Regions from separate parts of the Mus musculus genome. Here regions 1 and 3 are each linked to region 2. The links are chromatin loops, found by intact Hi-C in ENCODE. Cell type or tissue: left cerebral cortex. All regions are shown on one strand. Links, peaks and the distances in the headings refer to the core of each region. The heading gives the core; the rest is flanking DNA.

Region 1 (10,855 bases), core at 1,857-9,856, 1.6 Mb before region 2:
GTAGATCCATTTCCAATTTTCTGAAGACCTCCAGATTGATTTCCAGAATTGTTGTACCAATTTACAATCCAACCAGCAATGATGGAATGTTACTTTTTCTTCATACTCTTATTAACATGTGCTGTCACCTGAGTTTTTCACCTTAGCCACCCTGATTGGTATAAGGGAGAATCTTAGAGTTGTTTTAATTTGTATTTTCCTGATCACTGAGGGCATTGAACATTCCTTTAAGTGCTTCTCAGCCATTCCAAGTTCTTCTATTGTGGAATTTTTGTTTAGCTCTATACCCTATTTTTGACTGGATTCTTTGGTGTTTCAGACATTTTTTAGCTTCACGAGGAGACAGACAAAACAATACTGAATAATAGAAGAAATTAATAGAGAAATAATAGAAGAAATGCTAGAGGTATCACATTTCCCAATTTCAAGTGGCACTATCAAGATATAGTAATAAAAACAACATAGTTTTGACACAAAAACATATATATTATTCAAGGGAATCCAAATGAAGATCCAGCAGTAAAACCACACACATATGTACACCTGATTTTTTTTTATTAAAAAAGATAACATTTTCAATAAATGATGGTGAAACTGAAATTCTCCATGCAGAAGAATGCAAATATTCCATACTTACAAAAACAACAACAACAATATACTTTAATTTCAAATAAATCTATGACCTGATCTTAAAGCCAGTTACATTGGACCTGATCAAAAAGAAAGTGGGATGATATCTTTGAAGACAAAGGCCTAGTAGACAACTATCTAAAAGAACATTGATACCAAAGGTACTAAGATCAACAATTAATAAATAGAACCTAATGAAACTGAAAAGCTTCTGTAAGCCAAAGATCACTGTCAACAGAACAAAATGTCAGTCTACATATGGGAAAGAGTTTCATCAACTCCACATCTGATATAAGGCTAATATCAAAAATATGTAAAGAACTCAAGAACTAGACATCAAGAAATAAAATGATCCAGTTTTAATATGGGGTACAAAACTAAGGAAAGACTTTTCAATAGAGGAAATTCAAACTGCCTAGAAATACTTACAAAAAAGTTTCAACATTCTTAGCCATTGGCAAAATGCAACTCAAAACTACATTGTGATTCCATCTTACAACTGTAGCAATGGAAGATCAATAACACAAGTGACAGCTCATGCTGTTGAAAATGTACAGCAAGGGAGTGCAAATTGTAGAGCTAGAATGAAAATCAATATGGCAGTTCCTCAGAAAGTTAGGCATCTATCTATCCCAAGACACACCTATACCACTCTTAGGCATATGACCAAGATGTTCCGTACTTCCAAAAGGACACTTGTTCAACCATATTTATTGCTTCTCAGTTCATTGTGGCCAGATACTTGAAGCAACCTACATGTCTTTTAACCAAAGAATGGATAAAGAAAATGTAGTACATTTATATAATGACGTATTAGTCCGCTGTTAAAAAACAATAACATCCCTGAAATTTTCAGGCAAATAAATTGAATTAGGAAAGATTATTTGAAGAGAGAGAGAGAGAGAGAGAGAGAGAGAGAGAGAGAGAGAGAGAGAGAGAGGTGATCATTTTGATTGAGGTAACACAGACTCAGAAAGATAAATATGGATAAGTATTCACTTATAAGGGAACATTAGTCACTAAGAAAGTGATAACAAAGCTAAATTATCTAGATAGAGAGAGAACATATAAACTTGATCTGATACCTCTTCTGTAGGCTGCTAGAAGAGAAACAAATACCAACACAGCCACAAAACCTTGACCTATAATCCGGCCTGCTTGTAACATATGCTAAGACAATCATGGCAGAAATCTTGTGGCTCTAGCCAACCAATGTCTGATTTAACTTAAGGGACACTCCCTGAAAAGGAACTGAAAACTAGGGACTAGATAGCCCAGAGAACTAAGGAGATGCCAAACACTACTAGTTTAAAACAAAAGTATTAATAAAATGATTCCTAATGAGATTTTGTGTACTTGTAAATCAATGCCTTACTCAGACATCACCAGATAAGTTTTCTCTGGTAATAAATGGGAACAAACGTGGAGACACAGACAGACACTAAACAGATTGAGAGAGAGAGAGAGAGAGAGAGAGAGAGAGAGAGAGAGAGAGAGAGAGAGGTTGAGACAGAGAGAGAGACAGAGAGAGAGAGGCAGAGAGAGAGAGGCAGAGAGAGAGAGACAGAGAGAGAGAGACAGAGAGAGAGGAGAGAGAGACAGAGAGAGAGAGGAGAGAGAGAGACAGAGAGAGAGAGAGGCAGAGAGAGAGAGACAGAGAGAGACAGAGAGAGAGGAGAGAGAGGCAGAGAGAGAGAGGAGAGAGAGAGACAGAGAGAGAGACAGAGAGATAGAGAGAGAGGAGAGAGAGAGACAGAGAGAGAGACAGAGAGAGAGACAGAGAGAACAGAGAGAGAGAGGAGAGAGAGAGAGATTGAGAGAGAGAGAGAGAGATTGATTTCCATCAAATCCCTTCCACTATTGTTCAGGAAACTGTGCAAAGGAAGAGGCAGTAAAAGTATAAGAGCCAAATAGAGATAAGGGACACCAGGAGAACAAAGTCCTTCTCAGTCAACTAAGCACAGAACATATGCACTCATAGAGACTGAAGAAGCCAGCATCGAACTTGCTTGAGTCTGTACCAGGTCTGCTGAGCATATTATATCTCTCAGTGTAGCATTTTAATGGGATTTCTGAGTGTGAAAACTTGTGGGTCTCTGAATCTTGCATCTGCTCTTTAGAATCTGTTCCTCCTGTAGGGCTGCTATGTACAGCTTTGATGTGATAGTTTCAGTTTATCTTATTATGTTTTATTTTGTAACGGTGGTTATATATTTGAAAGCTCTTCTTTTCGAATAGGTCAAATAGGTAGTTGATTAAGAGGAAAGGGGACTAAGGGAGCATATGGTAGACGTGGAGGGAGGGGAAACTATAGTCAGGGTATAATGTATGAGAAAATAATCTACATTCAATATAAAAGGGAAAATAAATTTAAAATGCAAAATGAAAGTATTTTATTTGTGCATTAATAGACACAATTCTCAGAATAGAAGAAGCTGCTCCAGTCACCCTTCAGATATAACACAAGTTAATGATATAGTTGGAATTATCCTGTCTTGTTGTACAAACTCAACATCACTATTCTACATTATGAAATCTTGAATGTCTCTTGATATTATTTTATTTAAGTTCATATGAATAATTCATCTCTGATTCTTTGATTTTTGTTTATCATTCAAAGTAAACAGACTGAGTTCTCTTATCAATGACAAATACAAACACAAGCTACATCACTTAAGTTAATATGTTTAAGCCCTGGCAGGCCCATACCATCAAATGGACCAGAAACCTCCACTTTACATTTCTTTTTGGTCCAATTTCCAGTAAATTGGGAGGTGTGCTCATTTTACACGTATCATGTTGAGGCAATGTCACTTCCAATTGCTGGGAATGAAGGACAGAATGAAGATGCACCTTAATCCCAGAATACTTGGACTTTAGCAGCTTTCTAACTATAGCTGTTTTCAACTGTCCTCTGGGAAGCTTCTTGTCAGAGATGGAGATTAACACAGAGATTCACAGATGACCAAAGTGCAGAGAAAATGAAAGTATAGAGTTCTTAGCTATAAATTAGATACCTATATCACATGATTTCCATGCTCAGAGACCATCACAGAAGACAGATTATTTAAAAAATAGGTAGTAGAGGTCTCCATCAAAGCAGCATTTTTTTTTAAAAATCTGGACCCAGAAGAACCCCTGCACACATGAAATGACAGGGCTCATGACTTCATGCAGAAAATCTGCAGGAACTCAAGCCAGACAAAATCTCAGCATGGAAAGGAAGACATAGGAAGCTTCACTCTGAAATTTTGAGCTATTGACAATGATGTCTGCAGGAAATTGGGTTTTCTTCAAAGATGAGACCCCTTAGAGTCTAACCATCCTGCCGCTGATGGTCTTACACCTGGCACATACTGACTCTGACTTAAAAGGGAAGAAGGAAGGGAAGAAAAGGAAATCCCACTAAATTGAGAAGGAATTCATAGGGATAGAGGAGTAACTGTAGGGGAGTTATATTTAATGTACATATACAATCCTCAACCAATAAAATTAGAACAGAATAAGGCCTATCCAAAACTATTGAAAAGTTACATGTTGCTTCAGATGTGCTTTTCTTGTTCAGGTATGCCTGCCCAGAGCTGTTTCTGGTCACATTGTATGTTATAATAGAGATGACAAGAAGTGAACACTAATGAGTCAGAGTTGCTGAGTTCAGGAATAGTATAGTCTAGGAAGAGTGGGCTACATCTCAAACACAGAGCTGTATTTTGTACATTTATACTAGTTTTCCTGTTCATCTTCACCTTACTTTGATTTCCATATTCATATATTTTATTTGTATGGAAAAATAATACAGATAGATAAAATGATTTAATAATATCCCTGAAGCTCTGGTTTCAATTTCCCACATGTTATAAGCCAAGCTTGGAAGTAAGCCTATATGTTTAGCATTTGGAAGGATAAGTCTAAAGGATCAGCTACATGCCAAGGTCAAGACCAGCCTGGACTTAATGAGAGCTAGTCTTAAAACAACATCAAAACAAAATGTATCAAACAGAACATGGAGAAGAGTAATCATTTTCTGCTCAGCCTTATTAGAATCATTTTGATATACAGCCACCAGGATAGAATCTAAAACAACTATATGTCTTGTCAGCCCAATGTAACATGCAGAAAGAAAAAAAGTAAAAATCTGCAGATATCCAGTTTATTCATAATTGTCTGTTCACATCTCTTGAAATGATGGTTTTCTAAGTTGCCTATGTGGGGTCTTGTTATAATTTAAATTTATACTTTCCATTATTAATATTGCATACTCATCCCCTTCAATGGAGTAAATCAACAGAATATACCAACATTCTAGTGTCTGAGCACAGAGAGTTTACTCATAAATTTTGCAAATGGCTAGCATGCAATACTTTTAAATAACTATAGAATTCAGAAAGCTTGAAGTAATAAACCCTTGTTATTAAAAGTAGTAAACTGTATAATTTGTTTTGAATGTCATATACTTACCATATAATGTAGATCTTTCTCAGAAACACCTAATTTTCCAGGATTTATTTTACAATGAAATGTTGCTCTCTCATGAACATCACCATTGGATGCCATCTGCATAGTCAATAGATGGCAGCATAGCTCTTCAGGAAACTCTACAAAGCCACAGGCTAGCCTGTGATCGCAGACATTAGCATGCAGGAAATGATAATCTTTGCAAAGCTTGCTCATTGCATCCTCAGTAATACCTTGCAGCTCTGATCCTGCTTATTTCAAGAGAAACCAATAATTCTTGGTTCTGTTTTCCATTTAAATGTTGGGTTATGAGATAGGGACTGTCAAACAAATGAAGGGTGTGTGTGTGTGTGTGTGTGTGTGTGTGTGTGTGTGTGTGTATGTGTTGGGGTGCGCATAAAGGTACGAATCTCATTTCAGTCTGAGACCTTAAAACTTTAGTTTGACCATACAATGTTAAAAATGTTTTTGAAACTGTCAGTAATTTCTCAACTACGAAGGCTGATAACTATTTAATTATTTTTCTAAGAAAATATAATTATTGTCCATCATTCAGTCCCTTATTTTCTTGGAAAATGAGAAGTGGACATGTCTTCTTTAAACATATCTGCAGATCTGCTTCAGTAATGAGATAATCTGCCAGGCCAGTTTCTTTCATTTGTTCAGCCGTGGAGGATGAAAATGTGCAAAGCAGCAGCATTTGTCAGACTTTCACCCAAAAGATTTTTGTGCCTCTGACCTTGAGGGTGATAACCCTTCAATACTCCTACAGAAATAAATAGTACTTCTGTAAATATCTAATGTTTTAACAGACACAGGAGAATAAAGAAGGAAGCACACTGACAGCCGCTTTTCAGTAGAAAAATGTCCCAGTCCCAGTCCCTGAGAGATGTAAGAAAACACCTGTCATGCTAAAAACATACAAAGTTTTGGTGTCATGATTTGTTAAAATACATTTGACTAATTAATAGGTGCCATAATTTATTCATATTAGTAAAGGAATCTTGATCAAATACAACCCTAATTTACTGAGTTTTCTAAATTTGTTGACATCTTCATTAATTTTCAAATTGAGAAAAATCCCATATTATATGTGAAAATCTCTTCTGATTCACTGAATGGAAGATGAAAAAACTTCCTGTGGACAGTATCACCCCCTTGTACGATAGGTTCATAATTAAACAATTTTTATATTTGAAAATTCTCTTTAATAACTGTGTTCAGAAATGATCAGCCTTTCAGGTCTATGTGATTTGAAAATTTTATTGTTCTCTTTTGTTTACTGAGGCATGTGTGTGGTGCCTGTGGATGCCAGAAGAGGGCACTGACTCAATTACAGCCTGAGTTGGAGAGCAGAATCCATAACCTCTTCATGAGCATCGAGTGCTCTTAACACTGAATATTTCTCCCATCCCTAACTTATTAGTTTTTAGGAAAACATTTATATATACACTGCTAACTTTTGAAAATGCTAAAATAGGATGGCTTTGAACCATTTTTTATAACTTCAAAACTATAGTATCATTTTTTCATTCCCTTTACTCTGTCCAAAATTTCCCAAATTGCCAGGCTCCCATTGAGGTCTTTCAATTAATATTTTGTCATTAATTGTTATTTCATGTGCATATGTAGGTGTATATGCATACTCATTCTTAAATATACCCTGTTCACTTTATAGAGTCTTACTTGTAAGTTTGTCTTTCTTTTCCATTGTATCTTTTAGTTAATATCACAGTATTTCTGTACTTTTATTCCTAATTCATGCAATGGAATTGGCAGAGATAACTATCTTAAATGTGTCTCTAATCAGTTAGCAGTTGAGCATATGTAAGTTTTGACATATAGTAAGTATTTGTGTCCACGGGTGCTTCAAATGGAAGAGTTATTACTTAATGAGGAATTCATGTAAGAAGAGTTTAAAGGACTTCAATATTTTCATGCATTCCTAAAAGTACAACAGATTGAAAATTCAAAAACGCTGTAATTTTAACCTTGACTTTTATCAGGTTAATTTTTAATTATAAAAATTACATGCAGGTATGGACACATGGTGTAAATTAAAAAAAAAAAATAAATCAACAATTCTCTCTTTTTTTAGGAAATTAGTAAGCCGGGTATAATTATTTCATATTTTTCTAAAACTTTTACATAAGGAAATTAGGAAAAATTCTCTAATTGAAGAAAAAATGGGTGTCTAAGCCAGAATGAGAGGAATGGTGAGAAATATATAATGTTGTGGTTGTTTATTAAGCTTCATGTTATTTTATATTTACCTAACATTACACACAAGTACATACAAGTGTAAAGAAAAGGAAGTTACTACAATTTAGCTACTTAGTTTCCCATAAGAACCACATTTTAACAAAATCCCTAGTATCAAGAACAAACAAAAAAAAAAAAAAACCTTCATTTATATGGAAGTCCACGTTACCCTCTCCCCAAATTACAGACTTTCAATGTAGCCCTTGATTGCCTTTTAGGGGTTTACAGTTGGCTGCTACTAGAAAAGATACCATACCCTTAGGACACAGAATTCATATGATTCAAGAAGAATCTAAGGTTAAGTCCTCTTCTTGTATTCTAGCTTTTATAGTAACCTAAAAACCATATATAAGTTCTGAAAAGAGGCCAGTAATTAAGAAATCCTTCCTAGTTGCCATACGTCTGAACCATAAAAATGACTAATATAGTGAGTTATCAGGAAAAGTAGAATAAGTGACAGAGAGATATAAAGGTGGACTTAAGACTCACACAACAGGAGGGAAATCTTGCCTAGTACTGGAGACTTAGCCAGCCTAAGAAAACTAATGAAGTCATAGAACATAAAAATAATCCACTATTGCCATTATGTTGAACCAAAATAATTCTCTCTCTTCTTTTAAGACAACAAATTTTTATTCACCTTACATCCTAAATGCAGCCCCACCTTCAGGTCTCCTTTTCACACAGTCTCTCCTTCATCCTCTTTCCCATCCCCATCTTCTCTGAGAGGGTGAAGCCCTGCTCCCCCAGGCATCCCTCTACCCTGGCACATCAAGTCTCTTCAGATCTAGGTAATCCTTTCCCATTGATGCCAGACAAGTAAGCTAAGTTAGGAAAACCTATTCCAAAGGGAGGTAACAGCTTTTGGGATAAACCCTGCTCCAGTTGCTGGGGGACCCACATGAAGACCTAGCTGCACATCTGCTGCATATATGTGAGGGAATAAGGCCAAGCCCATTTACATTCTTTGCTTGGTGTTTCAGTCTATGAGAGCTCCCAAGGATCCAGGTGATTTTACTCTCCAACGTAATTTTTAACTACATCCTAATTCTTAATCTTGTGTTCACAGATAAGTGTAACTAACACCCCTCAGCAAAGATGGCTTTCTATAACAAATGGAGACCATCACAGATAACCACAACTAAACATAATGCTGAGATCAAGAGATCTTAAGTATCCCAGCACCAATGCAGACAACATAGCTCTAGAATCTTTGGTTCAAAGAATAACACAGAAGAGGGGATAGAACTATTGTAAGTTCACGATACTAGCAAATATACCATGGAACAAGTCATTCCTAGAAATGGAAGCATGAACAATACATAAATAATGGCAATGCCAAATGACATGCTGAAGGAGATGGGTATAATTTTCTCTAGATTTTAAATTAATTGCCATAGGCAAAGAACTATAGGACTAATGGCTGTTGGGAGAATGAGAATTAGCCTATACCAGCAATGGAATCCTTTACTGTTTGTTCATTGCAAAGCAGTCAGCTCTTAAACAAATTACAAACAAACAATATAAATGGGCTAAGCAGGCCCTCAATAAGACATTTGGGTAGCATGGGAGAGGGTGGAGGGAAGCTACCTTGAAGAGCTCAAGAGAGAAAATTATGTGATTCTATTTCAATTAAAATATATTTTAAAAGCAATTCTATGCTAATTATTTCAAGAAATCACATGGATAGGGATTAAATTAAATCAACGTAAATCACTTTGGTAATATTTTTAAAATTATAACATATGTTATTTAATTTAGAAAATGTATTTTGAGGGCATTGGAAACTGCAGATCAGGGAGGGAACCAGACCTGACCCAAGCTAAAGCCTATGGAAGTTCCAACACTTAAAGCAGACAGAACTAGAAGTTCCAACAAAGAGATGATCAACAACAGATCCAGGTAAGACATCAGGCACAGGACATTCCACAATTCCAGGGCAGTTTTCAGATCCAGTAGAGAGGTATAAACTGGCTAAGGGAAGTATTAGACACACAAAACAAAATTAGGTACACAGTTCTCTGGCCCTGAAGATCATTCTTACAAAGGAAAATCCCATCTAAACCCAACAATGACTTAGCCTCCTTGTGATCATTGGAACTATAACAACAGAATATATAATGTAGAATTTAATTTTAAGTTATATTTAACATAAATATAAATGTGTGACTGGAAAACTCAACCAAAAACTCAACTCCTTATGTGGAAGTCCAATAGCATCAAAATAAACCAACATGAACAACAAGGATAACAGAACTTCCATCAATCTACTAATACCATAGTAGTAGCACTCAGTAAGAACAATGTCAAAGAATTTCTTGATGAATATAGAAAAAAAGATTAAAATTATGTTCAAAATCTTAAAAGAGACACTGATGCTTCCTAAGAGAATAAAACAAAGAATTTAACGACTAATAAACCAATCTAAGATGTTAAGTATTGAATACAAAGATGAATTTCTGATAGTAACCCAAATGGTTAAGATGCTAGAAATGAAAAACGTTACAAACAAAATTAAAACTTCACTGTAAAGTATCATCAAGAGAAGGAGTCAGAGTATGAGGGATGAGAAAGGTTACAGAGGTTAACTGATAATTTAGTGAAGTTTAATGATTAAAACAACAACTACTACAAGCATGCAAACAATAATAATACCAAAACAGTAGAACAGAAGTTATCTGGGGAATATGGAAATGCCCAAACCTGAAAATTGTGGCATATAAGAAATATAAACCATAACAAGGGAGAAAATGTTTGAATAAAAGCAAAAGAATTTCCAAAATCTAGGGAAATATATTTCTTCTGAGGTTAAATATAATTTTTTTGCAGATGATATGATAGTATACATTAGAATCTCCCAAAATTCCAACAGAGAACTACTACAGCTGATAAGCATCTTCAGCGAAGTGGCAGGATATAATATTAACTGACACAAATCAGTAGCCTTCCTGTACACAAATGATAAACAAGCTGAGAAAGAAATTAGAAAAACAACACTCTTCAAAATACCAACAAATATAAAATATCTTGGTATCTTATCAAGCAAGTGAAAGATGTATATGACAAGAACTAAAAATCTCTGAAAAAAGAAATTGAAGATCTCAGAAGATGAAAAGATACCCTATGCTCATGGTTTGGTACTTTTTACATAGTGAAAATGATCATCTTAACAAAGCAGTCTACATATTCAATGCAATTCCCGTCAAATTTCCAGCACAATTCTTCAAAGTGATGGAAAGAGCATGTTTCTCAACCTCATATAGATAAACAACAAAAGAGAAAAACATATAGCCAAAACGATTCTCAACAATAAAAGAACTTCTGGCAGAATCACCATCCCTTACTCAAGCTGTACTACAAAGCACTATTAGTGATAAACACAAACAGAGAAACAAACAAACAAACAAACAGAAACAGGTTGATCAATGGAGTAGAATTGAAGATCCACAAGTAAACCCACACACCTTTGGAGAGTGATCTTTGACAAAGAAGCCAAAACATACAGTGG
Region 2 (10,855 bases), core at 1,350-9,349:
TGACTCGGTTTATTCCTTTCCACTATTGTAAGGCACAACTTCCTTTGAAACCACAAAAGTTGCTCTTCTCAATAAATGCCTTCTAGGTCTATTGTATTTAATTGTTGCTACTCATACAGTGTTGACAGTAACTATGTTTTAATATTTTCCTACTACTGTTGCCCAACTCATTCATACATATGTATAATTTACAAATTATCAGACTGATGGGGGGGGGGTCCATAAGGCATATCTCCATGACTAGCATTAATTACCAGTCTCTCAGAACTGAGCATTTTCATGACAATATCTACAGTCCATACTTTGAGTCTTTTTAGTTATGTCATGTTGTTAAGTAGAACACTATAATGTTCAGTAGCATAGTAGAAAGTGATAAGGCAGATCCCCAAAAGAAAGTCAAACACACCTGCTTTTTAAAGTGGATAAGTAGGCATTTTTTTTCGAGACAGGGTTTCTCTGTGTAGACCAGGCTGGCCTAGAACTTAGAAATCCGCCTGCCTCTGCCTCCCGAGTGCTGGGATTTAAAGGCATGGGCCACCATGCCTAGCAAGTAGTAATTTTTTGAACTAATTTTATTTTACCAGATTATCTTTTCAGACCAAGCTGTTTTTAATATTGAGAATTTTAAATACTACTCAGCAAATGAATTAGACTACAAATGAATATTTTAAAACAGTATGATACTGTAATATTAAAATGTCAACAAATGTAAGCATAAAAAAATAATTTAGTTCAACAATTAACTATCTCCCTATCAAAATGAATGTTTTAATGCGTATACAATCAGGTTCATTGTACAAATGTGAATTAAAGAAGACCTTAAAGTTTTTCATAGGAAAGCAATATAAATGTAAAATAAAGCAATATGATTTTGAAAGGGCTTCTGACTGATTTCCATGGTTTAAAGGTAATATTTTAATTAGCATCGACTTATTCTTTTATTATTTGTATGCAGCCTCCATAGTCCTATGATAATTTCCTGTGAAATGTACACAATGGAAGCCAGTTTGGGTGCCTCTTTAGTGAATAGAAACAAATCCTTGGAGAAACTTATGTCCATTTTTCTCAGGAAATATCAGTGTATGAGATACAAGATTCAATACAACTTTATTTACTAATAGCATACGTTGGGACTCTTCTGTGTGCCTTTACAATTATTTTACGTGTGTCATTTCAGATAAAGACTCACAATCTACATATCATCACATTTTCATAGGAATTTGGGAGGGAAAATATTAAGAGACTTCAAAGAAGTTAAGTAGTTTGGTGAAGTTCAAATGTTTGAAGAATCAAGGGACAGTTTCCGTTCCTAAGGCTCTCATCTTTGTAATGTGCCATATCATCTCCCACAACAGATCAAAGGGCATCAGAACTGAAATGTATAACTCAGTACAAAATTTACACTGTTCATATTCTAACTTTCTGAGTATATTTCTACAGAAAACATGATTCCTTTTTCCTTGTTATTTCATACCAAGAAAATTACTGGAAATGTCACATACCATGACTGCATCATGAAAACACTCTTTCTTTGATTACACTTTTCTTTTCAAATTTATGATTGATATTTTATTTTCCTGGATCAAATAAATTTTGAAATTTTACAATAAACAAATTGAAATTTTTCTTTATAAATGTTTTTAAAGCATAAAAATTACTGCAAAATAAAACAAGAATGTCTTTTTACAAAATATATTTGCATTTTCAAATTAAAGACTAGTCTAAAAATATATATTTAAGTTAATACCAGGATTTGTATCCTATAAAGCTGGTCTATCTCTTGTTTTCCTTTTCTTTTAATGTATGATGAACTGAGGGAGCAAAAGAAAAATCCATCTCCAAGGCCATTGGTCAACCTGATAATTTTCAATAACAAATGAACCAGAGATGGCTTCTTTTGGGAATATTTTGCCTCATCAATTTCTATTTTTTCCTTAAAATATATGATCATCATGTCAGCCATATCTCACAAGAAGAAACTAGAGCTACTTATAATCCCTTACTTTTATAAGAAAATATATTCACATTTGATTCAGTGATACATTTTATTAAACGCCTCTTTGGATTCCTCATAACTAAATTCAGTGACGTGTAAGCTGTTTTTCACTAGGGTAGGACTAGAACTGAAATCAGTTCAACACATGAATGCATGCATAAGTAAATTCAAAACGCTTAAAAAAAAAAAGTAAGAAAAATTCACCATGAATTCCACTCATCCAGATGGGCTTCGGGAATACCATGGGGTTGGCTAGGCATGTGGACATATGACTTTGATACATGCCCCTGGAAGGCAGAGGCAGATGGCATTACAATATAACCTGGTCCACGTAGTGAGTTTCAGGCTACTCTGGACAACATAGTGAGACCATACCTCAAAATTCAAAATAAATTTCAGATATCATGTGATAGTAAAATGAGCCTGGGCAGAAATATCAAAAGACCTGGATTTGAAAGGTGGTTTCATGAGTTCTTTAGTCATCCTCTTTGGCCTTGTCTAAAGTGGAGGGGTGGTTACAGCTCTGAAATCTGGGAAGTGAAAATAAATATCTGTACTTTTCAAAAAAAGTAATTAGTTGCATTCATCTTAATATCCACAACAATCCAGTGAAATCAAGCACTGTAGAATATAGTCCATTGCTAACCCATTTAAATAGGATAGTGCAGGGAAAAAGTTTCTTTAAATAATGAATTTCACTAACAAGTCAGTGAGACTGAGGGATCTTTTTATTGAAGTATTAGATTCACTCTCTGTTGTGATTTATTGCTGTAATTATAATTATTAATGCAATTCTGAAGCCACTTTGGATATTATTTCCATACAGCCCTTGTCTAAGATTATTTTCAAATGATTCAGAACAGAGCTGTATGGTTTATAACCTCAATCACAATTTGAGTCATCTTATTCTCTATCTGTAAGATCAAGGGACTTCCCCTAAGAAAACAATTTATGCTTCCTTAGCAAGAGCTGGGACCAAGCTGGATTTCTATCTGTGTCAAATGAGAACTCAGGCCACTGGGGAAGAGAGAGGCGGAGCTCTTTCTGAATTTCTTTCTTGCTCATATAAACTTAATCAAGACTTGCAATTAATTTTTGAAATTGTTCTGTATCGACCCCAGTGTTTGAAGCTTCATTTTCTGCCTCTGGGTCCCATCAGTAAAATGCACACATCTCCCTGTTAGTGGCGCAGCTGGCTTTTAAAATCTGATGCCTTGTACTTCTTATTTACAATCCTAATCACATCATTGATTTCAGTAATCTTTTAGTAAGAGTGGTTGTTAATGTTGTGGAAGGCAGAAGGTGGGATTCAGTGTTTTCTTTTTTGTTGTTTTTATTGTTTCTTTTTCTTTTCTCTCCTTTATTTAAAGCATGCTGGCGATTCAGATGAATCTTACTGTACCTCTAGAGGTCTCTGTCTGCTCAGCAGTTTGCTTTGGTTAAGTATACAGCCCAGCAAAGGCACTGCCTTCACTTACAATGGCATGTGACACCAAGAAAGACCCACTTGAAAGTCACAGAGTTAAATGAAAATGCTTTGAGTCATTGCTAATCACATCTCAGATGGAACAAAATATTTTAAGTTTGCAAAATCAAAATACTATTACCATATAAAAGTTTATATGATTCTTAAAATCATTGGAGGCAGCTCATGGGGTATGTTTTGCTCACAAAGAGTTGCAGGACAATTTCATTAGCTCACATATGTTTCCAATGCACTAAAGAATTTTTATCATAAAAAAATAGGATAAAGAAAATATGGAGAGGCCAAGAGACATTTTAAAGAAATCAGACTTTTCAATATCCAGCACAATGGGAGAAAGGGGCAAGATGAGGTAATGAATTTGATTTTTTTTTTCCAGAAAAAGAGACAAAAGGCAATGAAAACTGCCAAAGTAAGAGCTGTTGCTTCCCTTTTGAAAGATGATGATACAGCGCAAATGTTCAAAAGGTTGTTTCCTTCTTCTAATAACAATGTGTAAGGATATGGCAAAAATGTTTGTTTGATATTTATTAGTTCCCCATCCTCAAATCAAGGGGAAGTATACATCCCTATGTCTTTAGCAACAGTATCCAAAGACTTTGGCTAATTTAAAAATATCCCTGATCAATTTCTCTTCTAGTAAAGAGAGTATGGTATGTGAACTGAAAATGTATTATTAGAAAATGATATCTGGAGCATTAGGATGTATAATTCATGTGACTTTCATTTGCTCGGACCATTGTAAAAATCCATAAATCATTTTCTTGCTCATGTATTGCTTAAGTGCAATTTGTCATTTTGCATTAGAGGCTTGCTTCGGCCCATCCAGTGCTTTTAATTCACTGTTTAGAGTTTAACAAAATACTGGCCCTGTAGGATGAATGAAAAGACACTGCAATGTGAAGCCATGCCAATACTTACTAGCTTAAACAAGATACAGTCGTACATTTCTACTTTGAGTATCAAGACAGTAGAACTTAGTACACAATCTGGGATGTCCAGCCCCAAGAATAAGATTCCCTGGTTTGTTCTCTATTTGCTTCAGAGCCTTAGACAGTTACTAGTCACTCAAATGTCTATAGCAGCATACAATACCAATTGTTTCCAAATGCTCTAATCCATACTCTCCCTTTTGCTGTAAATATGCTTTAAGAGCTGTCACTGTGTTTGTGAGCTTAGTTCCAAAGATTTGCTTGCTTTCCTATTAAGCTGTATTTATCTAGAGTGTGTGTATGGACCTAGTTCTTGGCTATCTGTAAAACCTGTAGCTACACTGTTGACACTATGAGTTGGGAGTAAAAGTGGCCCAGGCAGGAACCCATCCAATTCAATCCTGGTCCTACCTAATGTTTCTAGCCTTCCTTACTGGTGCAATTGGAAGTATTCCTTCCAATTCCTAGAAAAAAAAATGGCAAAACATCAGATTCACTTTTTCTCAAAGTTCTGAGCACAGTGCAATAATAAGAGGATTTTAAAACAGATTGCTTTGCAGTCATATTAAATCACGGCAAACATTCGTTTATCCAAAAGCTAGTTAACAAACCTGTCTCTCCTGCCCTCTCCAGTAAGAGGTGGCAGACAAGAAAGCCACCCTATTATTTAGTTTCCATGCTCTTGGAGATCCTTGGTGCCTTCTTACTTCTGTTCTGCCTCACTTAGAAACAAACAAACAAAAAAAGCTACCACATTCACATATAACCCGAGATTTTCATGAAAGCTGATTTTTATCTCTTTACAAATGATTAAACACCTTTCTCGCCCCTATCCAGGAATGCAGTTTGTTAGGGAACAGAGTGCTGGTGCTCCTTGGGCTCAGAGGATGGGGGAGGCAGATTGCAGGCTCCTGTTTGCTTCTCCCACAGCTGTAAGGCAGAGCCCAGGGACAAAGCCCGCCGCACTTCAAAGAAGCCGCTTCCTCCCCCCCAGATTACCTGGTCTATAACTGTGACTTCACTAAACACTAGGATTCAAAGAAGGGTAAACAAGGAAAGATTATGAAAAGGTGGAGGGGAAAGTATTTGCCTAATTGCGACTAAGACAGAAAACATACATGTTTAGCTCAAAAGACATTTTTGAAAGAAAAATTTAAGTACTGTTTTTGAGCTCAAGATCACAGGATTGGTTTCTTTCAAAGACCTTATTATAATGCCCACCTGCAAATGTTGGGTGCGAGCAAACTGCCCATGCAATCCTCCTTGGCTTGAGTTTTCTCAGGGAGGGCAGAGGGCCTGGGTCGCTTTTATTTGGCTAGGAGGACTCCATTGTCACCCCTATAGTCCAGGGGATGGCACCTCAGAGACCAAAAAAGTCAGCGAGGCAGGACCAGTGGAGAAGCCTGGCTTTGCTTTGATGGCCTGGACTCTGGCCTCCGTGACCTGCAGAATGCAGCAGAGCCCCCAGCAGGCAAACCCTACAAAGGCAGAAGGCGGGCTCCACAGCAAAATCATTTCACTTGCCCTATGCCGCTTTCGCCGCTAGGAGACGCCTGCAACCCACGTTTCTGGAAATGGTCCCCATTCAAACACAGCTGCCACCATTTAAAAAAAAAAAAAAAAAAAAAAAAAAAAAAAAGCGGCTCAAGTGTTACAGTGGATGCACTGATTATTTACAGGGAAATCTCAGGGAAATCTGGCCATCTCTTCACGTTCTCATCTCCACCTCGGCAAGCTCGCCGGCGTTCTGCAAACGCCCTAAGTCAGCTCGAACTTCAAGCTCCTTTCCGAGACACAAACCTCCGCCAGCACATCTGCACTGTCATTCCGCAGCGTGTCTCTCACACGAAAACATGCAGACACACAAGTGTTCCGTCCGTACAAATAAACACATTAAAGCATTACCATCGTGTTTGGATTTTTTTTTAAAGGCCCAGGGTTTCGGATGAGTCAGCTTGGGGTGCTAGAAAAATTGCATTTTAATGTTGTAGCTCTGAAGGGAGGGGGAGGGGCGGGAAGCACAGATGGCCACAGTGTATTAATATTCGGATACACTCTGAGCCCCTTTTCATTGATCCACAGGTCCTTTTTCTGCTCTGCCGCTTCATTCTCCGCCGCAGACGTGACGCTAAAATCATTTTAAACTGTAGCGGTTTGGTTTTGGCGGATGGTCAATTCAATGCAGCTGGAAAAGGCTTAGCCATGTTTGCTGGCTCCTTTTCCACCTACCCTCTTAAAGGTAGAACCCATCTCTCCGCAAGAGGCAAGTGGTAGGGGTAGGGGAACAGGCCGTTAAACACGGACTCTCCCGAGTGGTCCGAGCACGCCTCGCTGTCAATCACGCGTGGGGACGCGCACTCCTAATTTCTTTCCAGAAGGCACTGTAGCGTACCTTGCGGGCGGGGTGGGGGGTGGGAGGGGAGGGCAGTATAGGGGGAGGGGTGGTACCATTCCTTCCCTTCGGTTGCTGTAGCGTTACTCCTGGGTCATTCATTACCGGGAAGCCTCTAGGGAGTCATTCTAGTCTTTGGCTTAAACGGCTCCTCCGGAAAATAAACAACCTATTCCTTGCGGGCAGCACGTTGATAAGTATTAAAACGTATTCTTCGATATTTATCCTTGAAGGACAGGCATTCAGCGGGCTCTCCCAGCAGCGGAGAGTTCGTTCCCGCCGCCTTATAACTTCCCGGGAACTGGGCGTGTGGATACCCGTGGCTAGTCAGGCGCGCGGCTCAGAATCCCCGGACTGCTCCCCAGGGATTCGCACCGAACTCAGCTTGTGGCCAGCCAGCGAGGACGAGGGCCAGCACCAGGAATGTGCAAACGTGCCGGTGGATTCCCGCAGCGGTGCACACTCTATCCCCCGTGTGCGTGTGCACCGCCCCGCCCGCCCTCGCGGCCACCCCACGGTCATTCTCCAGAGAGCTGTCTTCGGGCTGGGCATGTACCTTCTTCCCACACCCCCTCTAGTTATGGAGGCAGGGATGGATCACCAAGGGTAAAAGAAAAATAAATAATTAAAACAGAAATCAGGCAAAAGAAGAAAAGAAAAGAAAAGCCCGCGCTCGCCACTGCTGCCTGGCGCGGGGCCAGGCGAGGCGCAGGGATATTGCTAGCGCCTCGCTGTGATGGGTGGTGCTGGATCCGGTGCCCTAGAGTGGGTTTAACGATGGCGGGCTCCCATGCATAAACTACAAAGAAGCCCCCAGTCCTTGACTGGGGTACTCACAGTTCGAAGCAATGTCCCCAAACGAGTTAATTTAGTAACCAAGCATTTTGTGGGTAGACATTAGATGGGTAGACGTTCAACCATCTGCCCGTCTATAGGAGCTGTCGCCCCAAGTCCCTTGGTCTGAATCCCTCCGCTTTAGGGGGAATTCACCTCCGCACTCCCTTTGCAGCCTGGTCTATCCTCCCCACACCTCCCCTTCTGACCCTCTAGCTTTGATTGACACATGCCATTTTATGCCGGCATTTAAATTGTCCGCGCGCATCTCTGCCAGAGTCCCTTGCTTTGGTAACCCCTACATGACTACCGGCCCCGGGGCAACTTTCCCCTCTTCTTGGTGATTTCTTTCCACGATCAGCAGGAGGGAAAACACCTTAAAGGAAAAAAAGAATGTTAGCGTCACTGGAAACCCCGCTCCTTGGAGAGGCTACCGCAGCTGTTGCTATTATGTTTTCGTATTTGCTGATGCAAACAGGGGAACCTCTCTTATTCCCTGCCCATTACCTGCGGCTGGGGACTGGGAACTTTCCGCGGCAGAGTCCCCTGCAAGCGCCTCGGGACCTGCGGGCTGTTCTTGCTCTCACACTCACACTCACTCCCGCAGCCAAAGCGAGCGTTCTGCCCCGCCCCTCCTGGCTGCCGCGTGACGTAACTACTTGACGGCCACTTTAGCCAACGAACAGTCGCTCGGTGGGTGGTGCTCCTCGGCGATTGGTTGGCAGAATGAGGGCGCTGCGCAAAAACAGAGAAGCGGAGCGCTCGGAGCTCAGAAACTGCCAGCCGAGATCACAAGCATTGGGGCTGAAGCAGGAGGCAGGATGGACTGAGAGGAGAAGAGGCAGGTTAGAGGGAGAGAGGCTTGCAAAGGAAACAGCAGAAAAGAAATAGCTGGTTGTGTTCACGCAAAGCCAGAGCCAGTGAAGTTGAGAATAGACACAAGACTATGAAAGCCAAGAGATGCAAAGAGAGACAGAGGGAAGAAAATGACAAGAGGAACGTCCATCCGGAGAAATGAAGAGAATGAAAGTTTTATGCTGCAGAACGGCTCCGTGTTTTTCCAGCAAAAATTTTTCTCGCTGTCTTTAACCCCGCTCGCGTTTGCCAGCCGTTGATATCAAGAGGCATGTTCAGTGGTGCCGGCAGCATCTCCTCTACCTTCTTTTCCTCTTCATCTTCCTCCTTCTCCTCTTCTTCCTCCTCCACATTCTCCTCCCATCAGCAGGAAGACAAACCTAGGACAGTCTTGAAATATCGAAATTTCCTCCTTGGGATTTGCCAGCGCCGCGTTGCGCCAACACTGTCGGAATAAAGGAGGCTGACTATTGTATGATCGTTATTTTATTAATTGGTCAGTGGGAAGATTACGGCTGAGCATAGGGGACATCTGTCACCCTTTCTGCGCTAAGATTGAAAAATGAGGCTCGATTTGGAGACGCTCTAAAATGAAGCAAAAGGAATCAAAATTTTAATACAGCCACAGGAGCCCCCCCCCCACGCAGCACACTTTTATTTATATTTTTTAGATTATTATTATTCTTTTTGTGGTGGTGGTTGGGGGGCGGTGATCGGGGTGGCTGGCTGGCTACAGGGGAGCTGCTTCCTTTTCCTTTTGGAAATGATTGTGCTGTTATTCTTTGCCTTGCTCTGGATGGTGGACGGAGTCTTTTCCCAGCTTCATTATACTGTGCAGGAAGAGCAGGAACATGGCACTTTCGTGGGGAATATCGCTGAAGACCTGGGCTTGGACATTACAAAACTTTCAGCTCGCAGGTTTCAGACGGTGGCCAACTCACGGACCCCTTACTTGGACCTCAATCTGGAGACCGGGGTTCTGTACGTAAACGAGAAGATAGATCGCGAGCAAATCTGTAAGCAGAGCCCCTCTTGTGTCCTGCACCTGGAGGTCTTTCTGGAGAACCCGCTGGAGCTGTTCCGAGTGGAGATCGAAGTGCTGGACATCAATGACAACCCTCCCTCCTTCCCAGAGCCCGACCTGACAGTGGAGATCTCAGAGAGCGCCACGCCAGGCACCCGCTTTCCCTTGGAGAGCGCCTTCGACCCAGACGTGGGGACCAACTCCTTGCGAGACTACGAGATAACCCCAAATAGCTACTTCTCGCTAGACGTACAGACCCAGGGAGATGGCAACCGATTCGCCGAACTGGTCCTGGAGAAGCCACTGGACCGAGAACAGCAAGCGGTGCACCGCTACGTGCTGACCGCGGTGGACGGGGGAGGAGGGGGAGGAGGAGGGGAAGGAGGGGGAGGCGGTGGGGGAGCCGGCCTGCCCCCCCAGCAGCAGCGTACTGGCACGGCCTTGCTCACCATCCGAGTGCTCGACTCCAACGACAATGTGCCCGCTTTTGACCAACCCGTCTACACAGTTTCCCTACCAGAGAATTCTCCCCCTGGCACGCTAGTGATCCAGCTTAATGCCACCGACCCTGATGAAGGCCAGAATGGCGAGGTCGTGTACTCGTTCAGTAGTCACATTTCACCCAGGGCTCGGGAGCTCTTCGGACTGTCGCCGCGCACCGGCCGGCTGGAGGTGAGCGGCGAGCTGGACTATGAAGAGAGCCCAGTGTATCAGGTGTATGTCCAAGCCAAGGACTTGGGTCCCAATGCTGTGCCTGCGCACTGCAAGGTTCTGGTGAGAGTGCTGGATGCCAACGACAACGCACCAGAGATCAGCTTCAGCACAGTGAAAGAGGCGGTGAGCGAGGGTGCGGCCCCTGGCACGGTGGTGGCTCTGTTCAGCGTGACCGATCGGGACTCAGAGGAGAACGGGCAGGTGCAGTGTGAGCTTCTGGGAGACGTGCCGTTCCGCCTCAAGTCTTCCTTCAAGAATTACTACACTATCGTGACCGAAGCCCCCTTGGACCGAGAGGCTGGGGACTCCTACACCCTGACCGTGGTGGCCCGCGACCGGGGCGAGCCTGCACTCTCCACCAGTAAGTCGATCCAGGTTCAAGTGTCAGATGTGAATGACAATGCGCCGCGCTTCAGCCAGCCGGTCTACGACGTGTATGTGACAGAAAACAATGTGCCGGGTGCCTACATTTACGCGGTGAGCGCCACGGACCGCGACGAAGGGGCCAATGCAAAATTAACCTACTCTATCCTAGAGTGCCAGATCCAAGGAATGAGTGTCTTCACCTACGTGTCCATCAACTCAGACAACGGCTACTTGTACGCCCTGAGATCCTTCGACTATG
Region 3 (10,855 bases), core at 1,123-9,122, 180 kb after region 2:
TGGTTCTGGAAGTAGAACTATACCCAGTTTTCTGAGAAACTGCCAGATTGATTGCCAAAGTGGTTCCACAAGATTGCACTCCCACCAGCAATGCAAGAGAGATCCCCTTGCTCTACATCCTTGCTAGCATATTTTGACACTTGAGATTTTAATCTTAGACATTCTTACTTGTGTAAAATTTCCACTTACTAGGGTCATTTTGATTTGCATTTCTCTGATGACTAAAGACATTGAACATTTCTGTAAGTGTTTCTAGGCCATTCAATATTGCTGTGCTGAGAGTTCTCTGTTTAGCTCTGTACTCCATTTTTTAATTGGTTATTTGGGTTATTAGTGTCTAATTTCTTAAGTTCCTTTTATATTCTGTATATTAACTCTCTATCAGATACAGACTTGGTGAAGATCATTTCCCAGTCTGTAGACTGCCATTTTGTCCTATTGACAGCATCCTTTGCCTGACAGAAGCTTTTCAGTTTCATGAGGTCTGATTTATCAGTTGTTGAACTTCGCATCTTAGCCATTGGTGCTTTGTTCAGTAAGTTGTCTTCTGTACAAATGAGTTGAAAGCTATTTCCCTCCTTCTATTCTATTAGGTGTAGTGTATCCACTTCTATGTTGAGGTCTTTGAAGTATTTGTACTTTAGTTTTGTGCAGTTTATTTGCATTTTCTACATGTAGACAACCAGTAAGTCCAGTAACACTTGTTGAAGATGCTATCTTTTCATTGTATAATTTTTTGCTTCTTTGTCAAAAATCAAGTGTTCATAGTTTTTTATAGGTTTATTTCTTCATCTTAGGTTAGATTTGATTGATCAACCTTTGTGTTTTTCTGCCAATGTTATGAGGTTTTTATTGCTCTGTAGTACAGCATGGGATCAGGGATGCCTCAAGAAGTTATTTTATTTGTACAAGATTTTATTTTTATCTATTCTGGGATTTTTGCTTTTCCACATGAAGTTGACTACTTTTCTTTGAAGGTCTGTAAAGAATTGTTTTGGAATTCTGATGGGAATTGCATTGAATCTGTAGATTGCTTTTGGTAAGATGGCTATTTTTAAAGTTAGCCTACAAATCCATGAACATATGAGATCTTTCCATCTTCTGCTATCTTCTTTAGTTTCTTTCTTCAAAGACTTGAAGTTCTTGCCATACAGTCCTTTCACTTGTTTGGTTAGAGTTACACAAAGATATTTTATATTCTTTGTGGCTATTGTGAGGGATATATTCCTAATTTCTTTCTCAGCCCATTTCTAATTTGTATATAGGAGGACTTTTAGTATTTTTTTTTAATTATTTTGTGTCCAGCCACTTTGATCAAGCTGTTTATCAGGTATAGGAGCTCCCTGGTACAATTTTTGGAATCAATTATATATACTATCATGTCATCTGGAAATACTATTACTTTAACTTCCTCCAGTCCAATTTGTGTCCCCTTGGTCTCCTTTAGCTGTCTCACTGCTTTAGTTAGAACTTCAACTACTTTGTTGAGTAAATATGGAGAGAGTGGACAGCCTTGTCTATTCTTTGATTTTACTGGGATTGCTTTAAATTTCTCTCTATTTAACTTGTTAATAGCTGTTGGCTTGCTGTATATTGACTTTATTGTGTTCAAGTGTGAACCTTGTGTCCATGATCTCTCCAAAACTTTTATCATGAAGGGGTGTTGGATTTTGTCAAAGGGTTTTTCAGTACCCAATGAGATGGTCATGTTCTTTTTTTTCCCTCCCTTCAGATTGTTTATGGTGTAAGGTATATTGATGTATTGGCACATATTGAAACATCCCTGCTTATCTTGGTTGAAGCCTTCCCAATCATATGGATGGTGCTTTTGATATATTCTTGCATTAGGTTCATGTATATTTTGTTGAATATTTTTGTAACAATGTTTATAAAGGAGATTTGTTTGAAGCTTTTTCTTTGTTGAGTCTTTTTGTTGTTTAGATATCAGGGTGACTTTGGACTCCTGAAATCAACCTGACAGTGTTTTTTCTATTTCTGTTTTGTAGAATGATTTGAACAGTATTGGTATTAGCTTTTTGGAAGGCTGGTAAAATTCTGTGATAAAACCATCTTTCCCTGGGCATTTTCTGGTTGGGAAATGTTTAATGGCTGCTGCTTTTTCCTTACTAGTTATAGACCAGTTTAAACAGTTTACCTGATCTTTATTTAATTTTGGTAAGTCGTATCTATCAAGAAAACCATAAATTTCATTTAGATTTTCCAATTTTGTACAGTACAGGTGTTTGAAGTAAGACCTAATGTTCTTTAGGTTTCCTGGCTGTCTGGGTTTTTGGTCTCTCTTTTCATTTCTGATTTTCTTAATCTGGATTCTGTCTTGCTGCCTTTTAGTTGGTTTGGTTAACTGTCTATTGTGCTGATTTTCTCATAGAATCAGCTCTTGGTTTTGCTGATTATTTGTATTATTCTTTGTTTCTAATTTACTAATTTCAGCCCTGAGTTTGATTATTTCTTGGTGTCTATTCCATGTGTTTGCTTCTTTTTGCCCTACAACTTTCAGATGTACTTTATATCACTACTATGAGATCCCACTAATTTCCCTATGAACACACTTAGTGCTATGAGTTCATAGCACTACTTTCATCGTATCCCATTAGTTTAACAGTGTTTTCATTTTCATTGAATTCTAGAAAGTCTTTGTTTCTTTCTTTGTTTCTTTCCTGACCCAGGGGTCATTTAGTAGAGTTTTTCAACTTCCATGAGCTTTGTAGGCTTTCTCTTGCTTCTGCTGTTGTAGAAGTCCAGCTTTAATCAATGGTGTTCTGTTGAGACTTGTTTTGTGTCCAAGTATATAGTCAGTTTTGGAGAAGGTACCAAGAGGTGTTGAGAAGAAGGTATAGTCCTTGTGTTTTGGTGAAATGTTCTGTAGATATCTGTTAAGTCCATGTGATTCATAGCATCTATTAATTTCATTATTTCTCCATTTCATTTCTGTCTGGATAACCTGTTCTTTGGTAAGAGTGGAGTGTTGAGGTTGCCTACTATTCATATGTGAGGTTTGACGTGTGATTAAGGTTTAGTCCTGTTTCTTTTTAGGGATGTGGGTGTCCTTGAAATTGGGGCATAGATATTCAAAACTGAGATATGATCTTGATAGATTTTTTTCCTTTGATGAGTATGAAGTATCCTTCCCAACTTTTTTGATTAATTTTGATTGACAGTCTATTTTTTTTTTTTTTTTAGATATTAGAATGGCTACTTCAGCTTGCTTCTTGAGTCCACTTGCTTGGAAATCTTTTTCCAGCCCTTTTACTCTGAGATGTTCCCGTGTGTTCCTTCTGCCTTTTCTTTGCCAGGAAAACAGGCAGAATTGTGGAATGTAAGATGGATCAGAGAGTATGGGGTACAGTTTAACACTTTTGGGTGAGCTTTGAGAGGAGTTGGCTGACAGTGGCTGTGCGGGTGTAGGCTTACCTTTTGTTCCTGGTATGAGCACACCTCTGAAAACTGTCAGAATTGAGGAGCAGGATATGGAGCTCCAGGTATGGGGTGCAGCTTTCCACTGCTGGGTTTGCTTTCAATAGAATTGGCAGGCAGAGATTTGGGGGTTGGGGAGTTACCTGGTGTTTCTAGTGCTGACTGGTCTCTGCTGAAGCAGGTGGTATTGTGGGGTGAGAAAAGGGACATAGACTATGGGATGCCATTTGCCACTGTTGAGAGTGCTAGCAGGGAAGTTGCAGGCAGGTGCTGGTTATAGGGAGGAGCTTCCCTGTCTCTGATGCTGGCAGACCTCAAGGAAGGCAGGCATAGTTGTGCAGCAGGATATGAGGCACAAGGTGCAGTTTACTGCTGCTGGGTGTGCTTTCAGGGGATTTGGTGGGCAAGTGCAGGGGCTGTGGTGGAGGGGTGCTTCCTTCCTTCCTTTGGTGACAGCTGGCCTCCAGGAAAGCAGGCAGAGTTGTGGGGCTCTAATTTAAACGTGAATGATTTGATTAAAGTCTTTCTACTGATAGACTAGAGTCTGTATAATGTAGAACAGATGCAATCTATTCACTTTTGAGTAAGATTCATGCCAATATACTTAGGTTTGATTATGGCACCCGGCTTTAATTTTACAGTGACAGATTTTCTGATCTTGTCAAAATCAATTGCCTGTGAGCTTTATTTTCTATATATTACACATAATATAGTCAACAAAACAGAATTTATCACACTTGAATTTCTAATGAGTCAGAAAAGATCATATCAACCTTTCTAGATTGTGTACGAATTAAACATGCAATCCAAATAGTAATTTTTTAGATTAAAATAAAATTACATCATTCTCCCTTCTCTTTCTCTCCTACAAGTCCTCCCATATACTTCATTTTTTCAACATACAATATTTTTAATCAATATTCACTTAAGATTTTGTAGTTTTACAAAGGAGAGACTCTGCAGTCAAGATAAAGGCAAGCAGTTTTCAGTAAGATAATGCTACAAGTAGCAAACACAGTCCTGTTCTTAAGCCTTTTACACATTTCATGAAATGTAAAGGAAAGTTAAAATAACTTAGAAACAACCTTATTCCTAAGGTTCTACAAGAATTTTATACTGAAAATAAAACACCTATAAAAGTCTTCTACTTGTAGAATAACACTCAGATAACATTCCTCCCTAACAGAATGCTTTCATGTATATATGCTGTTATCCTGGCTGTTGTAGCTACACCAAACATGCAATTGCAGTGGTAGCCACTAGAGGGAAGAGTGGCAAAGTTCTGGGGCCAACTAATCCAGAGATGCCTGATCTCAGAATAGGTGCAGGCCTGCAGTGATTTCTCTCTCCCTATTCTGCAGCCTTCAGATGATAAGTTACCCACATCTTTTGAATGAAGCTGTCTGGAAGAATTATGTAGTCTAACCCTGAGTTCTATATGCCGTTTTATTTAAGTCCAATACAGTACAGCTTGTGTATTACAGCCTGGAAGCTGGTGTACAAAAATAATAAAAAAAAAAAAGCCCAAAACAATCCCCCCAAATCCTACCTTTTTGAAAACTGTCATCTGTCTTTGCTCTCAGTGTTTCATGTCTACCACTAAATCTGCAACATACTTAAAAAAGTTTCTTAAGTTCTTCTGAAAAGGAAAAGGTATTAATTACATCTTTCAGAGATTTGATTTGAAAAATACCACACAAACCTTTTGCAGAAATATGTACCATGGATGATGAATTTTACCCATAACCTAATTTCAATAATATAAAAGAGACATTACTTATATAATTTGGACAGAAAGATGTTTAGAATCAGCATAGAAATTGTGAATTCTAAAGTAGTTTGTCTTTTTTTTTTTTTTTTCAGAGATAGGACTATGGGACTCTATTGAGTACCAGAGAAGTGAGTGCCTCAGATAGTTAAAAGATTCTCAAGAAAACTAAGAAGAACATTTATCTAGTGAAAAGTTTATTACTATTAGATATTTTCTTTATTTACATTCCAGATGTTATCCCCTTTCCTAGTTTCCCCTCCAAAAATCCTGTATCCCCTTCTCCCTACCCCTGTTCCCTAACCCACCCACTCCTGCTTCCTGGCCCTGGCATTCCCCTATACTGGGCATAGAACCTTCCCAGGACCAAGGGCTTCTCCTTCCACTGATGACTGACTAACGCATCCTCTGCTACTTATGCAACTAGAGCCATGAGTCCCACCATGTGTTTTCTTTGATTGGTGGTTTAGTCCCAGGGAGCTCTGGGGGTACTGGTTAGTTCATATTGTTGTTCCTCCTATGGGGCTGTAAACCCCTTCAGTTCCTTGGGTACTTTCTCTAGCTCCTTCATTGGAGACCCTATGGACCATCTAATGGATGACTGTGAACATCCATGGGCACTGACTATCAATGTAGATATACTTTGCTTTATGATTTATTTGGAATGCCATTGCCATTTAAATCAAATATATTCTGATTTTAATCATTAATTAATCCAGTAAGCATAGAATAAGACTGTTGGAAACTAAATTACAGTTCCTTCTCTCTGTCTCTGTCTCTGTCTCTGTCTCTGTCTCTCTCTCTCTCAATCTCTGTGTGTGTGTGTGTGTGTATTCTTGTGTGTGTAGGTGAACTGTGTAGTATTTTATTTCAATATGTTTTTCTACAGGATCAGAGCTGAATATAACTGAAAATACTAACAACATGCAGATGTGTTTTGTTTGTTTCTTGCTCATTTAACTAATGGCTATATGAAGTCAAGCATGATTTTACAGCTAACACGGGGAAAATAGCAAGGAGAAATTAGACATTAGCCTGAAATAGTTGTTTGTTTATGAATCAAAAGGCTGCACAATTAAATGTTGTGGTGTAGACTGATTTACCTTGTAGTCTGTCATGATGCTACAACAACAAGATTCCACCCATCCCATGGGAATATCTTTTTAAGAAATGTCTTCCATTCTTGCAAATCAAGTTTGCAATAATCCAGCATGAGTGTTGAATGATTTTTAATCATATTTTTACTGAACACCTAATGAGTATACATGTGTAAACCAAAACTTTGAGCTAGTATAAATGACATAAGATGGCTGAGTAGCCTATCTTCAGAGAGTGCTGGAGATCAAAGGCATGGTATTTAATGTATGACTGACTTATTTTTGTTTGGGTTTATTATTTGTTGATTCTTCCTCCTCCATTGTTGTTGTACAATGTCTCTCCACCTAAGCACCTCTAACCCTTTCAGTAGTTTCACACATTTGTGTCCCTCTCATGTCTCTTCTACTTTACCTTGTTCAATTTTGGTAGTGGTGGGGACATTTGTATCCCACTTATACATAATATGGATATAAGCCCCACAAAGACAGCAAAGGAATAGCCCGCTTTTCATTGAACTTATATTTCCTGAAGTAGTGTCCTTGACACTCAGCATCAGGATATGCATTATGAAAAGAATTCACTGTGCAGTGCAAAGTGGGTGTGGATATTGTTCAGGGTCCAGCTAGCAAACAAATAGCATCAACCCCCAAGGTTGACTGTCCAAGTACTCGCCATTGGATTTTTATTTTACTTTTTGTGTGACATCAAAGCCCTTGATCATTCACTTCAAAAGACGGTGAGACCTCCCTGGACTGAGACTCCTTGACCTCAGGTTTTTCTTCCCCCTCTTGTGGATATGCTCAAATGTTGTCTTCTTTGTCATAGATGCTACTATCATGTGTTTCTTGTTACTTAATTTTTTAAAATATAGCATTCTGTTTGAAAAGACACCCAGTATTTAAACTCTTAACAACCCCTAGCACACAGATTAGCAATCTTTATCCTCTTTAAATGGTTTTGTCATATACTTCCAATTCTAGACTTTATCATCTTGCAAAGTCTGTATCAGTGTTTCTCAACCTTCCTAAAGCTGTGATCCCTCAAGATACTTCCTCATATTGTGGAACTTCCAACCAAAAAAAATTATTTTTGTTACTACCTCCTAATTGCAATTTTCTTATTGTTGTGAACCATAATGTAAATAAACTATTTTCCAATGGTCATAGGGTACCTAGGTGAAAATGTCTTTTGACCCCATGGGGTTGTGAACTACAGGTTGATAACCATTTCTCTATAATATCAATCTGCAGCTAATTTTTTTTCTATGAGTTTGACTACTCTATGTGTGTTGAATAAAATTAATAGTCTTCTGAAATTATTTTCATTTATTTTTATTTGTGGTGTGTGCACACATCTGTGACAAGTGTGTGGCATGTGTACATATGAAACAGACACAAGAGTAGCACAGCATAGGTACACGTGAGGCCATAGGAATATTTTCAGGAGTCAGTTCTCTCTGAGTGTGGGATCCTGAGATTAAACTCAAATTATCATGTTTACTTGCCAAGTGCTTTATGACATGATTCAACATAATGGCCCATAAAATACTATTTGAGGGCTACAGTAATGGCTTTGTTGTTAAGAGCAGTTGCAGCTCTTCCAAGGGTCCCACGTTCAATTCCCAGTATCTTTTTCAGGAGTCTTGCAAATATCTGTTGCTGCAGACCCTCTGGGTCCCTTTGTCTGTGTGGAACGGGTCTCTAGTCGTGGGTGGGCAAAGCGTAGGATTGACAGACAGATGCACACAGGAGAGGTTGTGTTGGATCTGAATGTAATGTCAAATCGAGCATCAGATTTTTTTATACAGAAGACAATAAGGAAGTTGGGTGACATACCTGCAAGGTACAAATGAGGTTACAGGATGCTAAATGACTCTTACACAGAACAGAGGAATGAAAACGCAAAGACTGGAAGGAACTGGGCAATAAAATAACTGAGACAAAGTCAGCCCTATCTAAGGTCAGCTATAGTCTTAGAAGCCAGGTGTGAGATCTTTTCACTCCTAGGGCAAGGTCTTTCACACCCAAGTCATGGTTCTAACTAGGGAGTTCCTTTCTATCTAACCATTTCATGAATAATGCAATAGTCTAAAACCACAGCCCGATCTACTTCCTAAACCATTGTAAATTCCTGTATATGCGTGTAACTCAGCTATAGTTCTAAGTATCTATTTTGGTTTCTCCTACGGTAAGAAACTTCTTTCTTCCTTGGTGATGGTAGATTCCTGTGAAGGGCAGTGACCTAACTTTTACTCAAGGTGATAGTGTAATACTAGGGGCAGTACTGAATTCCAAGCCCGAGGTCTTGCTCAAGGACGTTCTAGGACTGTTGGAACACTGGCTTTAGCTATGTCAGAATTCAATCTTAAAAGGCACTTATGATAGGGTAATACTAAAGGAGAGCACGTGGATCCATACACTAGACTAACGCGGGAACGGAATATTAATGTATGGGTTAGAGAGAACGCCAGACTCCAGGAGCGAGTTTCTGTGAAACTCTTCTGCCTCAGTGAGTAGCTTCTAAGCCTCTGGGCTTGTCAAGCTGACTGGACCAGATCGCATGGCAATCTGTAACTTCAGCTCCAGGGGGTCTAAAGATCTCTTCCTGTTTCCAAAGTCATTAACACTTGTGCCCCACACTCATAAATTAATTAATTAGTTAGTTAATTAATTAATTAACAGAGAAAGTTTGAAACTTAGCTGTTTTTTGCCTCTAAATTATTTCATCAATATTCATGCTGTATGTGTCATGACATCTTTCCTTTGCAAGGCTAAGTAATATTTTATTGAATGCATAGGATATATTTCTTTATCTTTTCTTCTACCTAGAGACACTTGGGTTATCTCTACTTTTGATTCCAGGCTATTTTCAATTATAGCGTGTATATTACTATGTAAGGATTTTGCATACATACTCATACTCAAAAGGGGAATTACTATGGTAAATGTATTTGTCAATTTTTGAGGAGTTGAATATACTTATTGCTTTTTGCTTTGACTACCTTATCTTATATTCTCCAACAAAATTCCTGGCAGTCTGATTTCTCCATATACTTGACAAAAGACCATCATCATTCTTTTATTTAAAATTAGTTTTCTGTCCTTTCATCACCTTCTTTGATGACCTTATATTAATCATCATGGTATTACTTAATTATATATCTAACTCTGCCCAATTGGTTGATATACCAGGCACTTTGATGACTATTACATGTACACATATCATATGATTTGTTCTAAGCATTCAGTTATTGCTTAATTTACATTTTTGTTGTGTGTACATGCATAGTTATGTTACGATATACTTCAGTAGTATAAATGATGAATAAATATCAAATATATTCAAAATATATTTAACACCAACACAAACAAGACATTTTTCTTCTATATATCTGGATATATCCTTCTAGCTCACAGCATGCACATTTAAATTTTTCATAAGAAATCATTTTGTATTCAGTGTCTCCTTAGATGAGCCAAAACCAAGGATAAGAATGGTCAACTTTCTTCTAAAGCTTGTAAAATTTTTTTTGTGAATATTATTACATGACTCTTTACTATAAAAATAGGAGGCATGTATTTATAAAAAGACATTTGTCCTCTGAGACTGTAAAATAACATGCAGATCTGCAACAAAACACCAGAATGTGGGCTTCACCAGGGACTGTAGCATTTGAAAGCTGGAGTGATGCCATACGAATGGTACTGACACTGACAGTTTTCTTTTGAGAATGAATATTTTCAAATGCAACTTTGTTGTCACATGAAAGAATCCGCCCTCTTTATTTCTATACTCTATCAGCTAAGCAAGAACAGTACTGCTTCCCTATTAATCTCGTACTTATGTTCTACTTTACAAATGATACGTGTTTGAGACTAAGATTTTCAATGAAGCATAATTTTAAAAAAGCATGAATGTATAAAATTGCAGAATTAAGTTTGTAGAATATTCTAGAATTTTTGTGTGTGAAATTATATGTTTAGATATTTCATGCAGTTTTTAAGATGCCCAATACTTTTCTAGCAATGAGAACAAATGGCTAGAGAGCTGTCTCAGTGATTAACAGCATGTATTACCCTTCCAGAGCATTCAAGTTTGGTGGTCAGCATCAACCATGGATGGCTCACAACTGCCTGCAATTCTATCTCCAAAAGAATCGAATACCTCTAGTGTCTGTGGTTACCAACACAGACTCACATATGTAATTAAAAACAATAGAAATAAATCTTTAAAACCATAAGAAAATGATAAAATATTCTAACAATATCTTTAAAAAACAAACTACTGGATTTCATCAAGGGCAATTGTAGCAATAAATGAAAATACTTTAGGCATACAAGGTTGCAAAGAGGTTTCTGTATCTGTTACATGATCTGCTATTGATGAAAATAATATCGGCTAATCCATAGTGATACTGCTGTATACAAAAATATATAAATTCATAAGCCACTGCAGCAAGTCCATGTTCCAGTTATTACCATTACCATGTTTACACTAGCTAATACATGGGCAAATGTAATTCTAATCTAATTTCAGAGTTGTAATGGGTGACCA

The links. Peaks named below come from ENCODE experiments on the same cell type or tissue, not always from the same donor. Only the 100,000 strongest peaks of a DNase experiment are listed, where the experiment ranks them.
Region 1: it touches region 2 in a loop (7-fold over the local background); 4 of 42 quality-filtered maps call a loop at or near these places.
Region 3: it touches region 2 in a loop (4-fold over the local background); 2 of 42 quality-filtered maps call a loop at or near these places.

The regions. Positions count from the first base shown.
Region 1 is chr3:43,777,967-43,788,821 of GRCm38, forward strand. No RefSeq gene overlaps it. Among named protein-coding and RNA genes, the nearest start is that of 2610316D01Rik, 1.6 Mb to the right of the region's middle. In left cerebral cortex, for the core only: CTCF peaks have their summits at 5,198 (motif pointing right) and 6,374 (motif pointing right); a DNase peak (open chromatin) is centred at 5,233.
Region 2 is chr3:45,369,998-45,380,852 of GRCm38, forward strand. Pcdh10 (protocadherin 10) reads left to right here and starts at 8,401. Exons shown (of 5, transcript NM_001098172.1): 1 at 8,401-10,855. The coding sequence starts at 9,256. 2610316D01Rik (RIKEN cDNA 2610316D01 gene) reads right to left here and starts at 8,263. Exons shown (of 9, transcript NR_045172.1): 1 at 8,145-8,263. In left cerebral cortex, for the core only: CTCF peaks have their summits at 5,944 and 6,153; DNase peaks (open chromatin) are centred at 5,987, 6,193, 6,588, 7,171 and 3 more places; H3K4me3 peaks cover 3,401 bases; H3K27ac peaks cover 3,046 bases.
Region 3 is chr3:45,551,231-45,562,085 of GRCm38, forward strand. No RefSeq gene overlaps it. Among named protein-coding and RNA genes, the nearest start is that of 1700027H10Rik, 120 kb to the left of the region's middle. In left cerebral cortex, for the core only: a CTCF peak has its summit at 4,695 (motif pointing right); a DNase peak (open chromatin) is centred at 4,705.